2 separate regions of the Mus musculus genome follow, and region 2 is linked to region 1. The links are chromatin loops, found by intact Hi-C in ENCODE. Cell type or tissue: heart. All regions are shown on one strand. Links, peaks and the distances in the headings refer to the core of each region. The heading gives the core; the rest is flanking DNA. Region 1 overlaps Mbnl1 (muscleblind like splicing factor 1). Region 2 has its middle 34 kb from the start of Mbnl1.

Evidence for each region. Hi-C counts contacts between places; a loop is a spot of excess contacts. Peaks named below come from ENCODE experiments on the same cell type or tissue, not always from the same donor. Only the 100,000 strongest peaks of a DNase experiment are listed, where the experiment ranks them.
Region 2: a loop joins it to region 1, with 2.8 times the contacts of the local background. A loop is called at or near these places in 3 of 42 quality-filtered maps.

Annotation. Positions count from the first base shown.
Region 1 is chr3:60,515,116-60,517,932 of GRCm38, reverse strand. The region is part of intron 1 of Mbnl1 (muscleblind like splicing factor 1); the gene reads right to left. Among named protein-coding and RNA genes, the nearest start is that of Mbnl1, 15 kb to the right of the region's middle. In heart, for the core only: a CTCF peak has its summit at 1,460; DNase peaks (open chromatin) are centred at 1,472 and 2,342; H3K27ac peaks cover 1,338 bases.
Region 2 is chr3:60,466,188-60,469,004 of GRCm38, reverse strand. No RefSeq gene overlaps it. Among named protein-coding and RNA genes, the nearest start is that of Mbnl1, 34 kb to the left of the region's middle. In heart, for the core only: no CTCF peak of the experiment used is centred there; no DNase peak of the experiment used is centred there.

The DNA of each region.
Region 1 (2,817 bases), core at 138-2,637:
TAGGTAACCAAATGGAAGAACATGAACTCAAACTCGGGTCCTGTGTTTTCCAGTGTAAGATTTTGTTAAAACACACACTGACAATTTCCTAGCAAACTTAGAAGTGATAGTGATAGAAAAGCAAAAGACCGGAGGTGAGTGTTGAGTGCAGTTAGGTACCCTGAAGGGCCCATTACTGCATCACTGGCTGTTTGCTTGGAAGTTTCCAGTTGCTGCAGGGGGAGGAAGGGAAGGAGGGAGGGAGGTGAGAAGGGAGAGATCTCTTGCAGAGCTCACCTTCCCTATCCATACAGCAGAAACCAGATGCCCATCCTCACACAGAATAAGAATACTGACAGCACCATAGCCATCAGCTCTTCCTCTACTGTACTGTTTACTCTTTTGAGCAGAGCAGAGTTCTAGTTACCCAGTAGCTGATGGTGAGGCTGACCCCTGAGAAGAGCTCTTTGAGTATAACATTGATATTTAACACTCAACACCTGGAGCCTGCTGGCCCTTCAGGGCTCTCATCTGAGAAATTTAACCCCTGTGAGCAGAGAGCATACCCAGGGACAAAGCAGAGAGCCTGCTAGGACCATCGCGAGTGAGGAGACACAGAGTACTGATCTAAGTGAGCCACTAAAACAGTTTACAGAGCAGCCGAGAAGATGGAATGGTTTAAATCAGCCATATCACATTAATTTTAACAGCTGAGAAAACCGTAAGAAAGTAGACCAGGGAGAAAGCAGTGTTTGAAAGGCATACTTGACCTTTTCTAAATCCACACTACACTAATTCTTAGAAAAAAAAAAAAAAGATAAACAGCAAATTGGTCTATAAAATAAAAACAGAAAGTCAAAACAAACACAAAAATTAAAAACTCTGGTTCTCAAGTCCCAAATATCTCCTTGGAAAAACCCTGCAGGAGCTCCGGAGCTATTCTGCTAACTTTGCCACATAGTCCTCCTGTCCTCCTTCTTTCTCTTACTAAGTTCCTTCCCGCCCCCCCCCCAAAAAAAAAACCAAAAAACAAAAACAACAACACATTCAACTCACAGTGACCATATTGAATGAATAAACCAAAAAAAAAAAAAAACAAAACAAAACAAAAAACAAACAAGACAAAACAAAACGCAGAGATGGGATCATCATGTGCACTGCTTAATGTCTTCCGATCACCCTTGAGATGAGCTCAGGGAAAACGGAGATCTAGCCCTGGAGGGATCTGCTGCTCATTCAAGGACATAACTAACAACTATTATCAAAGGTGAGAAGTACACAGCAGGCTGAGGAGTTAAAGAGGTCAGAGGAGACTTCGACGTGGGCAACAGATCTAGGGTTGAAGTGGAAGAACAGTTTTGGTTTGGGGGTTTGGGGGGCAGGGGGAGCTTGGTGTTGCTGTTTTGTTTTGTTGGGGTTTGTTTTTAGATTCAGTGCCTGGGACTGAACCCACATCCGTGCACGTGCTAGTCAGGTGCTCTGTCACTGGGCGGCAGCACTGGCACAGGAAGAAGGACTGTTTCATCAGGCACAGAAAAGGCAACAAGACAAAGGGCAGCCAACAAAGTCGGGCCTGGGAATCCCGGACCATGAAGACCACAGACTGGACTCTATGGAGCCACTACAAGCAATGGGGTTGGCCCCAGCTCTGGGCTGGGATCAAGTCCGAATGGGTCAGTGCCCAAGAACTCGGCGTGTGCTTCCTGAGTGCTGAGAATTCATCCTTCCCAACATCCAACCCCCAAGGGCTGAGCAGCTGCGTCATCCCACTGAGTATCTAAGGGTTAAAAGTAAAACACAGCACAGGGTAGGAAAAAAAATCTTATTAAATAAGTCGGATTCTTGTCTTAACTTCCTAGAAATCTTGCTTTAGTTGCAGCAGAGTGGAGATAAATTTAATGCTTGGTTTCATCTCAACTGCTCTAGTCATATCTTCCCTTCTAACCAGTTGTTCTTTTACAGTTGTGTTTGATGCACACTTTACTGTAGTAAGCCAACGCGATTTTTAAAATTGCTTTTGTTTTGATGAAGTGCATCATATATAAATAAAACTAAAGCAAACTCTGACCTGTTTATAAAACTGGAGGTGAATAACAAACTTTTAAAAGTTAAGAGAATTTAAAAGTCATCAATTAAGTAAATCTCATTACTCTATAAATATTTCAATGAGAGTCATAACCAATTAGAGCACAATACCCAGTTACTGAAATTGGCAATTGCTCTGAACTCTACAGTCCCTGGGTTCAGCAATCTATGTGTTCACCCAGCTATCTAGTTTGACCTTCCCTGTGAATCAGCACTGCTACTCTGATGCCAAAATGACCTTCTGAAACTTACAAAGCTTCCAAGGCTGCAGATATTTTCAGCTGTATCAGCCTGGCTGTCACAGAGTTCTGCATGACATTGAGTGGCAAAGCTGGCACCTCCTGCACCAGCCTGACCTTTTAAACTCATGAGATGTTGCTGCCACTCAAAGTTGGATTTTCTCTTTCTACATAATTTTATGAAGCTGTTCCTCTTGGTTAATTGTCAGGTAGTGATTCTAAGCATAAAATCTCATTTTTCTTTACATGAAAATAAATATATTCTTTTAGGCACATATAGTAAATCTCTCATCATCACACACTTTAAATAAATTTTAATTTCAACCTATAAATTATAATTTTGAAATTACTGAAAACATTAGAAATATTTAATATACCTACTAAGTGTCAGTATTGCTATAATGGCCACTATCAAATTCTTAAAATTTCTATATTTTACAATATATTTAGTATCCATGTTGACTATAATGCATTCAAGGTACAGTACAATTTCAAGAACAGAGGGGCCAATGTC
Region 2 (2,817 bases), core at 187-2,686, 49 kb after region 1:
TCTATTGCCACGGTTAATGTTGGGAGGAAGTGGAACACTATTAAGTTTATTCGTGTCACACTGTCCTTCTGCATTTGTATTCTTGCTTCCTCTTATTCACCAAGTCTCCTTGTTAGTCAGGAAATGAGCTCTGTCACCAAACTGCAAACACATTAAAGGCTTCTCTTGCCATCACTTTTCAGCACATGCCCTCTACTGACCACTTCCTCTCCCTGGAAGTTGAGTTTCCATTCTGGGCTTCCTCCTCGCCTTCTCTGATTTTCTCATAGGAGCTTCTAGCTGTGTAAATGTTAGATACTGCTTTTTCTCATAATTTAGTCTGATAAATTGTCTCATCACACTGTATTTTCAACATGTTTCTACTTGAAGTTTCCATTAGCAAATAGTAACCAATTCTTAATCTTTCCCTTCAGAATGCATGTTTTCCTGGAGAAGTTTTGATGTTACAAAGTCCTAGGTGTTTCCATGTAATGTGGAAGAAAATAAAATCAAAGATCTGCTTCTATTATTCATTAAGCAAGGCAACCATTATTTCTGTGACATTTCCTCATCTGTAAGGGGGGCCTTAAATATTCACCTAAAAATATTATTGGAAGGTTACAAAACAAAAGGTACGTTCTTAAGGATTGTAATATAACATAAAGACAAAAAGTCCACTCAAATTCTCTCCATTGTTTTGCTACCCATGATGTAAGTTGTGTGATCAATTGGATATGCATATCTTGGTTTTAGCCATACCACTCAGAGCATAACCTATGTTGTGTATTGTGTATATTTGATCCCTGTTATTCATTTCTTATCAAATTTTATCTATAAACTCATATTATATAACAAATTAAATTGTTTTGTGAGATTATTTAAAGTAACTTAAAACATCACTGCATGCTTTTGCACTTTACACCATAATATGAAGATATTTCTAAGATGTGTGTGTGTGTGTGTGTTCATATGTGGACATTTTTGTATAGATATACATAAATGGTTACATATTGGTTAACAATGTATGATTTACTCAATACCTTTCTACCTTACCTTTTGACAAGGTCTCTCACTGAACCTAAAGCTAACTGATTAAGCTAGAGTAGATGGCCTGGAAGCTTCAGTGACCTTGGTCCCCAGTGCTAGGATTACAGGTCCATTCATCTCCTTGTACATGGGATTTTATCTCTGGGTGTTGAGTCTTGCCAGTTTGCAGGATAAGCACTTTACCAATTGAGTCCCCAATCCCTGCAAAACATAATTAGAATGAATTTATATATGGAATTCCTTCATTGACTGAACTTTACAACTCAAAACAGTGCCAAAGACAGGAACAGAATCATGAAGGCCTCCCTTCTTTCTCCCAGCCAGGTATTGGAAAAAGGATTATTGAACCATCTGTATATACATGTTATTTGTCCATGCTAAGGCATCTAGTCAAAAAAGGTGTTACAAGTATAAATTGCCATTAATTTTTGTTGTTCCATACTGCTGCTAATATTTGACACAATAAGACATTTATTGAGTTGACACTCTGTTGGGTCAAGAAGAGATGTCTTAGAAATTTTCAGTTTACCTTCCTAATCCAAATAGAAGTAGATCATATTTTTATTTTTTATGTTCACAGCCAACTTCACTGCATATGCTGCATACACACAGCTACCATTTCATAGACTGCTCATTTGCTGATCTCACTCATTTGTATCTTGGATGTTTGTCTGATCTTTATCAACTGGAAGGGTTAAGAAGTCATTCCATATTACTGTGTTGTACTCATTCGTTCTGGTGCTGCTATTATCATTTCTGCATCATTTTAAAGGTTTCTTCATTACAATTGGAGCCTTGTGAGATAACCCTTATATCCTTTGAAATTATCCCTGCTCTCTGGGGCAAGATACTTGAACCAACTTTGTATATTTTCTTCCTGAGATCTAAAGTTAGTTACTTCTCTAAAGAACCATGGTGATTTTAGGGAATCACAGTTAAACCCCTGTGTAACTTATTACTGCTGAGCTATTGATAGCATTTGGATTAAATTTGCAATAAATAAATCAATATTTAACAAGACGGTTAGAGATGTGACTTATTGTAAAGAGCTCTTATAGAAGACCCAGATTTAATTCTCAGCACCTGTGTTGGATAACCTGGATCTGGCACCTCCAGGGTCTGCAAACATCTAAATTTATGTATATATACCTACAAGTGCATGCATACACACACACACACACACACACACACACACACACACATTCATCATAATTTAAATAAACAAAATAAATATATGAAATATTTTAATTTCATCTATTTGCCAAGCAACATATTCTTGAAAAGCACATGTGTGTGTATACATATTCACACAACATACACACACACACACACATACACACACAAATCTCTGTCTGTCTGTTACTTTATAATATGCATGGCTCTTATGCATCTTTTAGTGCACTAAAATAATTGAGGTTAATAAGCTCAATCTAGGAAAATACCTGATTTTAGATTAAAATTGGGCATTATTTCAATTTAAAAGGACATTTTGATAAAGAAAAACAATAAAATTACAATTGTCATTATTCATGTTTAGGATGTTCAAAGTACCTTTCTAAGAAATTGTAAGTCATATAGTTTGGAAGAGGGTCACAGATTCTTTGTCTTCATAATTTCAATCCTTATTTACTATCACAAATCTCTCTTCCTCTGCTATTTCTTCTCACCTTCCATTCCCCTCTCTTCTCTGCTGCAAGTCAGGAGTCTCTTTACAAGAATCTAAACTCTGGAATGCTTAAAAACCAGAAACTTACCTGAGGACTGACATAGTGTTAAGAGTGAAAAATTCTA